2 separate regions of the Homo sapiens genome follow, and region 1 is linked to region 2. Evidence: read pairs that join two places in POLR2A ChIA-PET (ENCODE). Cell type or tissue: CD4-positive, alpha-beta T cell. All regions are shown on one strand. Each heading gives the region's core, and the rest is flanking DNA. Links, peaks and the distances in the headings are about the cores only.

Region 1 (5,390 bases), core at 90-5,089, 54 kb before region 2:
TTCAAAAATCCAAAAGTTAGTTAAGCAATGCGTTAAGGTAGAAAAGAAAACTGGATTGAGGGTCAAGAGACCTGGAGTTGGCTCCCTCCTTTGCCACCACTATACTGTGTCACCTTAAGCATGTTCTTCGCTCCCTTCATTCTCTGCTTTAAAATAGGATGTAGTCTATAAGCCCTAAGGTTCCTTTTCTCTTACCTACATTCTCGTACTATATAGAATAATTTAAGTACTATTTGTTTTCTATACAGGACTAGACACTTCTTGCCAAAGGATGCTTGCATTTATATACTAACCTTGGAGTAAAGTTTAAAAGTTGAGGCTAGACCAAAGAAGCAAGACATACATCAAGTGCCCGTTTGCTAAAAGAAAAACCTTCCAATTTCTCTTCTCATCCCCCCTGGCCACAGAAGCAGAGTCAGTTAATGAATCAGAAAAAAGCTGGTTACCAGATGTCCTGGCTTATTAACACGCACATTGCATTCTGTAATGGCATTCACTAAGCAAGCTGTGTGGAACCGAGAGATGGCAAAGGAAAAGTTCTCCTCTCAGATGAGCTTCAAAATATGTGTGTGCTTTGGTAAATTTCACGAGTGGTTGCTGCAGAGGTTCGTTTAAGCCTCTGTCAGGCATTGCATCTAGAGGGAGCTTGCCTGGGTTACAGAGTCCCTCTCCAAGGCCATGGGATGTCACACCCTCTCACCCCTTTCTCATTTCTCTATTCTGTGCAGAACTGCCGACATGAACTCTTATATGTGGAAGAGAAAGACAACAATAATAAATTTAGGAGCAATGCAAAGGAAAAGCCAATTCTGTTTGATTGGTTTTCACCACGACTAATTTTAAAGCCACCCATTGTTCAGCTCTGCAGTCTAATTTTATGTTAATATCCTGAAAGTTGTCAAATCTTGGCAAAACCCATGCATAAATTACACAGAAAGTAGCTCACAGGAGGGGGAAAAGAAATGACTGTCATGGTTAGGCAAACCCATTAATAGTCTGACAAGCAATAACCCAGGAGCTCTGGTCAACTGCTGCAGACATCTGTGAAACTTTCACAATTAATATCATCTTCCCCCTTTTTTTCCTTTTTGTGGGAAGAGGTATCAGCTGTGAAATAGCATGCAACTGACTGTTCATTATCAGCTTTGCCGGTAAAGGTTGGGTTTATCGTCTCCCTTGGTTGACCACTGCCCTGCTTTTCACAAACAGCCACTGTTTTTGAAGGAATGCCATGTTTTTAGTGTACAGGGATTGATAGTCTTTAGAAAATGGGTACCAATTTTGTGTGGCTACTTACACGATATATATATATATACATATATATATATATATATGTTTTTTTTTTTTTTTCGAGACAGAGTCTCACTCAGTCACCCAGGCTGGAGTGCAGTGCTGTGATCATGGCTCACTGCAACCTCCGCCTCCCAGGCTCCAGCCATTCTCCTGTCTCAACCTCCCGAATAGCTGAGATTACAGGCACCTGCCATCACACCCAGCTAATTTTTGTATTTTTAGAAGAGACAGGGTTTCACCATGTTGGCCAGGCTGGTCTTGAACTCCTGACCTCAGGTGATCTGCCCACCTTGGCCTCCCAAAGTGCTGGGATTATAGGCATGAGCCACCATGCCCAGCAAAATAATATGTTTTGGTCTCTGTTTCATTTCTGATATTCCTTTCTCTGAGGCTGGGAAGAAACAAAAATGGAGAAACCTAAAACATCTCTTCAAACCTGCAGCCTAGGCTCCAGGCTTGCTGGTAGGTCATCTCATTATGCCTTTTCCTACCTTTTTCTGTGTCAGTTCAGTACACTTTATTTTTTCTGTGGGCAAGGTTCAGGGCAAAATATATGTACCAATCTGAGTAGTCAGTGTCTATGCCCTACTGGTGGTTAAAATATTTTGAGTATCACTCTTGTTTATATGTATTATATATTTACAGTGTACACACATACATAATCTATTGCTTATTTTCCCAGGGAATATTTCTGGTAGAATTATCTGAGTTTCCAGATAAGCTTAGAAAGGCAACTCCATCTTTTCCTACAGCTGTTACAGCTGATGCGTTCAGCATAGTGCCAGACACTCAGTGGATACTCAAAAAAATATTTGTTCAATGAATGAATGGGTAGATAAATAAATGAATGTCAGTAGGGCATACTCCTATTTTTGGCCTTGCTATTGTAGCTCCATTTATTGGTTTTACGCAGAACTTCTTTGCCACTAAAAATCATGGCCTGTGTGTAGGGCTTTCTCAGAGAGTGCTGCAGAAGACTTGCTTTTTTTAAGCCATAAGCAATCGGAAATGCCTGCCTTACAGAATCATTTAGTAAACATTTTTCTGAGCTCCTGCCTTTTGCCAGGCCTGGTGCTTGGAGGAGAAGACAAGAAGATGAGTGAAGTATGGTTTTTGTTATCACAGAGCTCATGGAATGTTTAGAGAGGTTTCTGTGTGGGAAGGTGAGTCCAAAAAAACAAGACACGTGCTATAATACGGGTGTCAACAGACTTCAGGGAGCAGCACACTCTGTACAGTATTGCAGGGAAAGATGTCACGGTAAAGAGACATTGGGCTGCGTCTTGATTAAAAAAACAAAAACAAAACAAAGCCTGGCAGAGAGAGTGAATTAAAGCTTTCAAAGCTCAGGATCTGCATGTGTAGAGAAATAGAGTAATAAAAGGTATAAAATTTTAGGGAATAGTGAGATGGTCAGTGGCTGGAAGCAGAGGGCCTGGGAGGGTGTGGCAGGAGATGAGGCTGGAGAGGTGAGCTAGGGTATGATAAGAAGTGGCTTTGGTGCCTAGGTGACTGTGGAATTTATCCTCCAGGAAACTAGGGACAAGTTGAAGCCTTTAAGGAGAGAAATAACTGTTGGTATTGCCTAGGATGGCCATTTGTAGGGTAGGGGCAGGAGTGGGGAGGGAAGGGGTGCTCAATCATTATAGGAAGGCCAGTGGGAATGTTATTTCAATAGCCTCATAAAGAGGCGACGAGAAAGGACAAGAAGCAACAGTCTAAAGATAGATATCTCGGAAGCAGGACTGTCAAGATTTGGTGACTGATTGCATGTGGGGGTAAAACAGATATGATACAGGATGACTTCTAGCTTTGTGTAAGTGGTGAAGCCTTTAATCAAGACAAAAACACAGAGAGGCAGCTGGCTAGGGTAGGAGTAGGAGTGAAGAGACTGCAAGGACATAGGAGGCAGCAACATAGACATTTTCTAGAAATCAGTCTTTGGAGAAAAAGCAGTAGCTCTTCACCAGATCACTCCCAACAATCATCAATAATGCCAATAAATCAAACCAGAGCAAAACAAACCAACTCTAACAGATGCTTATCAAGGGGAAATGCAGTTGGAAAGACTTCTTTGTGAGGAATAATCATGAGGAAAAACAATGAAAATGTACAGATGATAAATTTGTCATATGAACTCAAATAAAAAGACCTCATTAACAGGAAGCTCTTTAAAGCCTCAAGGTTCTGAAGTTTCTCAAATGCCTGCTGAATGATATGCTCAAGCTGACCTATTTCTTCTTCCTTCACTAAATATTATAGTAGCATATACCAAATGAAAATTATATTCATAATATTCAAAAACCCTCAAACAATCATAGTCTTCAATTTGGCAACACATATGGATTACTTTCCAGCCCTGTCAGGACAGAACAGATTCTGGACAAATCAAGAAAGAAGGAAGTGCTGGTACAATCACACAGACGAATGCCAGTTGTCTGAAAAAACAAGTTTGCTGTCATCTTGGGACATATCATTTTTAGAAACAATGACCCATTTGGCAGCCTCACACACATTCCCAGCTCTGAAAGCTTTCCAGCATTCCAGGCCTTACTTTATTTAGGTTTGGGATTTTTTGGGAATAAATCTTTGGTGAAGCAAGTGCAGAATCTTAATTCCATTCAGTATTACTCATTCCATTCACACCATTTTTTTTTTTTTTCTCATTGTGTCTTCTGTTAGCGACCCTTGTCTCCCTGCCTCAAAGACCTTGTCTGGACACCTCATATCAAATGGCAGCAGTGTGGAATGTCTAATTATTTCACTGTTGAACTTGAACAGCTGTCTGAGATGGTCTATTTAACCATGCTGGTCCTCTGGTTTTTGAAAACAGCCTTTGTTATATGAAGGATGTGGTTTTCCTCATTAGAAAATGTTTGCTTTTGGCCCAGTCAACATCTGAAAGGCCCTGAGTTAGATTTATTCAAAATTTCATGTTCTACTTTTTCAGTTTCAATTAAATTTTTATTGACTAGATGAGGTTTCTAAAGGGTAGAGAATTAGGTGTCTCAGGACCCAGAAAATTTTCCGCCTATTTCCAAGCATCTGACAGTATCAGTCTTCATCGAATTTTGAGACTTCAAATAGTTTTCCTAGCATAGAATGGGCTTTTCTAAAATATGTGAATTCTCTGAGCCAAAACATAAGTTCCTAGAGAATTTCTAGCCTGCACACCTAGGTTGAGAAAGATTCTGGGAAGCAAAACATTTTCCCTTTGAAAAGGGAGTTCAGACTAAGTTTCAGGGAGGAAGTGGGGTCATAAAAGAGTGGTAGGCAAGTGTAAGAACAGCCCTTTGTCAGGGAACTGGAGGGAGGGTGGTGGAGCCCTGGGAAGCAAAGGGACCCTGTTTTTAGTGAAGGCCTTTGACTTCTGAACTCATGATCTCTTCATTCTTTATGGGGTTTGCTTCGCTGTCAATTGCCCTTTGTTCATATGTGCCTGTTAACCTGACTTCCATTGTAGGGTGATGGTCTTTTTCCCTCCCCATCTTTGGATCTTCATATACAAACAGTTTTAATGATTCCATCATGTCCTTTGTGGAAACAGCCTAATAGGCTGTTATATTTTTTCATTTCACTCATATTCACAGCTTCTGTTCTCATTAGGTTAATATGAAATGAACGTAGTAATTTCCAACATGATTATAACAAGAACTAAGAATATGTATATTGTTCTTCATCTTATAAATCATTTTCACAATGTATCTCATTTATTAATCTATAGTCCTTGAGTAATTGTTAATTTGAGATCATTAGGCCTAACGAATTTTTTAAATGCATCAATTCTTCCTCAAAAGGTAGTTTGCAGATATTTACATAGGCTAAACAAAAATAGTAAAATGTTAAAAGTTTTTCTCAATAATTAAATAAGATAAGCTTTTATGACTTCTTCCTAATCTCAAATATCCTTTAGGAGCAAGTTAGAATCGAATTTTCTGCTTTCAGATTATATGTTCGACTCAAAATGAAGCAACAATTTGCTTATGTTTATTCAGTTAAGAAGAATTAAGTTCAATTTCTAGTACTCATAAAAATTTAGAAAAAATTCTCATGGAAGATATTTTACAACCACATTGGCTAATATGTATTCTTAAGTC
Region 2 (5,390 bases), core at 196-5,195:
CAAAGACATGACTTTTTTTCAAGTTACTGTGAAAGATAGTAATTGTTTGTAATCAATGCTAATAGTTTCTCAAAACAGAGAAAAAGTAGATAATTCAATTTGCAGTCCTTAACATGGTTAATAGTCTTTATATAGCTTCATGATGTCTGTTTCTTAAATTTTAAATAGCTTCTCTGGTGGTGAGAGCTTCCCCTATGCATGGATAGTGAGTAGATGTTGTTTCCAGTACAATAGCTTGAATACATGGAACAAGTCATTTTTACTGGATACTGTTGCCTTAGCACCATCTGTGCATAACCAATATATCACTTGCATGTCATTATTTATCTAGAAATTATCAATAATTTTAAAATCTCTTTTGCAGTTGTAAGAGTTAACAAAGATCGGCCAAACAACATGTCTTCTTGGAACCTATTATTCAGCTCATATCTGACAAACATGATAAGATCAGCTGAATTGCTAATGTCAATGAATTCATCTTCCAGTCTCCAGTGAATATTATGGACTTCATTGTACTCAGGATAATAAACACTGCTCTACATTTAGGTTGTATCGTCACTGTCTGATGAACTGTTGTATTTGATGGAGTTGCCCCATCAGATATTGTTTCCCGTTGCCTTGTCCCACTGACCATCACTTGCAACTGTTTTTACAGCTGATTTGGTGTCTCACCAGTTGAGTATCACCAACCTGGGCAATAGAAACCAACATTACAAACAGTGCTTCTGCAACATTGACATTTCATCTCCCCCCACTCTGTGCTGATGTTTCTGTGGTACCTGAATATCCACCTGCTTTGCTTTTAAAAATTCAATGCTTCCTGTGGTAGTCTTTGTACATTTCAAAACTGATGTTTGAGACAAAATGCTTTCTAACTAGAACTTTGAGTGTCACCAAAACACACTATATCTAATGAAGACGTTTACACTCATTGACAGTTTACTAAAATCCAAATTTCAAATAATTTTCAATATATTTGTATATTTTTATTTTCTTTGCAGCTGGTGCTTTTGTAACAGTAACAGATGGTTTCAGGTGATTCATCAATTTGGTCTTCCTACTGTTCTGAAAGCACATGACTGATTTCATTGCAATAACCATAGCACCTATATTTCCATCAATGTCTTCAGCATTATGCCTTAAAGGACTTATTTATAAAGCACGGGTCCATGATAGGTTCAAGAGAAAAGGAAATCAAAGAGTGTATAGTCCCAGCTGCAATTTATAATTGATACTTCACATATGAAGTGATATGTAGTACATCACTGAAAAGAACTGCATAATGACATGGAAATTCGGTATATGAAAATTCGTATTAGCAACCAAACAATCTACATTATACTTACATCCTAATCATTTAACTTGTAAAGGTTTTAATAGGTATGCCTGAGCACCACCATGACATTTATTTGGCTTACGTAGGGCATATTGCCCACTGGGGTAGCTACTTTAGCCTCATCCCATACAAAAATATTTTGAAATCATGAGTTTGATTAAAAGTTTAACTTTTAAAATCACAAATATAAATAAATAATCTGCATAACTTCTCTAAGCTTTAGTTATTTTACCATGAAAGGAATAAAAATAGTACTTTTATCACAGAGTTATTGTAAAGATTAGATGAAACTATTCATGCATAGTACCTGGAAGATCACAAATTCTTGATAAATTATGATAACATAAACACTAGATTTTTTATAGACTTTTTTTGTTAACTAAGAGTATTAGGATTCATCCCTGAATATTAGCTCTCAACCCCAGTAACTAGGTAACTAAGCAGCAAGCAATTCAGAGAACAAAAACAAACTAGTCTGACTGTGCAAAAACATCTTCCAGCCAGAGGAGTTAATGGCTAGAGCTGAACTTTTTATTGTCAAGGATTTTGCACAGTTTTATTTGCATAGTTACATACTTTTCCATAGTCAAGCAATCATTAATATTAATAGCTCATACTTAATGAACACTGGCTATTCTAGCTGCTTCATATCTATTACCCAAATGAATTTCTGCAACAGCTCCAACATTGAGTGTGTATTATTACTTTTCCTATTTTAAAAACAAGATATCTGTAGGGTAGAGAAGTCATGCTACTTGCTCATAACCACATAGCTAGTAAGGGAGAGAATCATGATTCAAACACAGCTCATTTATAATCCCAGGAGATGAGTTTGTAACTATTTTGTGGCCACTTAACAGAAAACAATGCTCAGAATTCAGCTGCATATTCCCTAGGATTTATTAGTCTCCAAAATATTTCCAAAATATTGGAGTTTCTAAAAAAAGTTATATTCTATAATTAAGAGATAATTTTATAGTTTTTGTTTTAAATTTAATACATGCATGGATTTCTCTTTGTTGAAAGTTTTACTCACTTTTAAGCACATGCATACAGATATATTAATGATAAATGACAGAGAGGCTTGAGTAATTCCCAGCAATCATTAGGATTATTTTGCTAAGCATTTTGTACCCCTGGGAGAGGTACCTTATGCAAACAATTACCAAGTTTCTGACTTCAAACCTTTGCAAGAGGCTAACTTGATCAAAAAATTATATTTTTAGCTTATGTGATGATAGCTTACCAAATCGGTCAAGTCCTGCCTGCCTTGTTTTGCAAATTCCACTTCTTTTCAACTGAGTCCTGCATGCCCCCTTTCACAAATTCAAATTCTTTTCAGCTGAGATATCATCTACACAAAAGAATGGAGCTTTTTTTTTTTACAAGTGTCTATAATTTACATTCATACCTTTTTTTATGAAGGAATATTTCAAGGTAATAAGGTCTTGCATGCAATCTACTGGCAAATGTTTTAGTCTGCTCCTATATCCATTTGTTCAATAACAATGGAGCCAGTTCACAAAGCATTTGATTCTAAACTACTGCCTATAAGCTCAGAACTAGGCTGATGCTATCACAACAGGCTTTACAGGATGAAGTGACTGTACCGCAGCTCACAGGCTTTAACTCAAGGTATGCTTGCGGAATGCTAGGTCATACTCAATACAATCATCCAACCTCTATCACATGGGTAAATATAGTACTACAATTTGTTTGAAAGTAACAGTAGTGGTATCTGCTTCAAAATGTTAAATAGCTGCCATGCTACCATTGCCAATGGAAAGAATACTTGGTAGGCCAAGCTTACATTATAGCTTGAAAATTTTCCCCAAATGTGAACATAATTTTTTGTTTTAAAATTATTTTATATTTTAAATTTATTCAGTAACCTAATTTTAGAATTATTTGGGAGTAAACAGAGACAGAAAAAGGACAAAATTCAGAGTGATTGAATTACAGCTTCACTTTATCATTAATGAATTTCACTGTAACAGAGCTATATTGTACTTTGAAATATTTTGTTATAAATTTCTATTTTCTTTCACTAAAAAAATGCATATGAGCCAGGCATGGTGGGTCATGTCTGTAATCTCATAACTTTGGGACGCTAGAGCAGGAGGATCTCTTGAGTTTGAGAGGTCAAGGCTAGGCTGCAGTGAGCTGTGATTGCACCCCTGCACTCCAGCCTCATTAACAGAGTAAGACCCTGTCTCAAAAAAAAAAAAATGCATGTTAGTTATTTTACTGGACATTGAAGAAATGTAGTGAACAAGGCAGATTGGTGCCTGTCCTTAAGGAACTTATATTCTAACTTGCCAATACAGCCAACTGATAAGAGAATTTTAGTATTTTGGAAAAAAATAAAATCATAAAGGAGGTAAGTTTTTAACAGCTTAAATGTTAATAAAACTTTGAGAGCTGTATGGTTTAGGTTCTGGTATTTTACAAACAGAAACCAATTATGTAGCTGATACCAAAGACTCCAGAAAAAATCCCAGATTCTATGAGTAATTTTTTCCTTTTTGAAGTTGGGTAATTTTATAAGCCACAATTTTATTTCATTTCATTTACTTATTTTCTGAATCACCCATATTTTATGACTACCATCCAATCAGCAATGAGAGTTGAAATACGAAGCAGAACATTGTGACAGAAAAGAGAGTAAATTATGAAAAAATGATGGAAAAACTGAGAGGCTGAACGTCGGCTCCATGGAATACAATGACATATAATAAGAATCAACTTTTAGTGGCATTTTATAAAACTAGAGCTTATCCAGAAGAGCACAAAAATTTTATTAGTATGTTTATCACAGTCCATTTTTATAGCACTGGGAATATTAGGGGCCAGAAAGATCTATTTTTGTGACTTGTAAAGGCATATTCTTTAAGCCAGTACTGTTGGTTACATTTAATTTATCATAGTCATAATATAAACAGATTTGCAACTTTTATTTGCTCTATTCGAAGTGCTTTAAATGCTTCTTCCTGGCCAAAATTGGAGGACAAACCGGAATACGGATAAGGCTCTTTGTTCCAACAATGATTAAACAAATTTAACCAAGCAAAGACTAAATTTTTAAAAAATATTCCTTTAGTTAAAAAGTCCAATCTTCCAACATATTAGGCATCATTCAACAAAATAAATGTCCCTGCCTAGTTAAGAAATGCAAAACTTAGCATCTAAAATACTATTAAAAGAAATACCATACCTTCTGAAAAATTAAGTTTCTTGCACAACCCAAACAGGCTCAGATAGTTAGAGCAGTTGTTCTCTTCAATGGCTTCATATTAGAATGCAAAGTTTAAAAAAATTAGAAAGAAAGAAAAATAGTTATGCTGGGGCCTCAGACCAGAACAGTAATTTAGAACCTCTGGTAGTGGGGCCCAGGTATTATTTGAATGTTTCTCAGGTGACTCTAATGTACATGAAGGACTGAGAATCTTCATGCTAGAGAAATAATGCTGGAGGAGAAGCAAGTGAAGTACAATGAAACCTGAAAGCATTCAATTATTGTTGTCTAATAGAAATATAATTTGAGTAATTTTAAATTTTCTAGGAGCCACATTAAATAAGTAAAAAGAAAAAGCTGATTTTTTTTTTTTTTTTTGAGACAAAGTTCTGCTCTTGTTGCCCAGGCTGGGGTGCTATGGCGTGATCTCCACTCACTACAACCTCCACCCCTTGGGTTCAAGCGATTCTCCAGCCTCAGCCTTCTGAGTAGCTGGGATTATAGGTGCCCGCCACCACTCCTGGTTAATTTTTTTATTTTTGGTACAGACGGGGGGGGTCTCACCATGTTGGCCAGGCTGGTCTCGAACTTCTGATCTCGGGTGATCCACCTGCCTTGGCCTCCCAAAGTATTGGGATTACAGGCATGAGCCACTATTCCTGGCCAACATATTATAATAATATATTTCTTTAACCCAATAAAATCAAAATATGTCAACATGAATCATTATAAAAGTGTTAGTAAAATATTTTACATTCTGCTTTCAACACTCAAGTCTTCAAAACCTGGGAAGAATTTTACCATTACAGCATATCTCAG

What was found. ChIA-PET counts read pairs that join two places held together with the same protein. Peaks named below come from ENCODE experiments on the same cell type or tissue, not always from the same donor. Only the 100,000 strongest peaks of a DNase experiment are listed, where the experiment ranks them.
Region 1: POLR2A ChIA-PET joins it to region 2 with 5 read pairs; 5 of 35 experiments call an interaction of 5 or more read pairs at or near these places.

Annotation. Positions count from the first base shown.
Region 1 is chr2:181,370,550-181,375,939 of GRCh38, reverse strand. All of the region lies in intron 4 of LINC01934 (long intergenic non-protein coding RNA 1934), which reads right to left. Among named protein-coding and RNA genes, the nearest start is that of MIR4437, 68 kb to the right of the region's middle. In CD4-positive, alpha-beta T cell, for the core only: no CTCF peak of the experiment used is centred there; no DNase peak of the experiment used is centred there; H3K27ac peaks cover 524 bases.
Region 2 is chr2:181,316,237-181,321,626 of GRCh38, reverse strand. All of the region lies in intron 3 of LINC01934 (long intergenic non-protein coding RNA 1934), which reads right to left. Among named protein-coding and RNA genes, the nearest start is that of MIR4437, 13 kb to the right of the region's middle. In CD4-positive, alpha-beta T cell, for the core only: no CTCF peak of the experiment used is centred there; no DNase peak of the experiment used is centred there.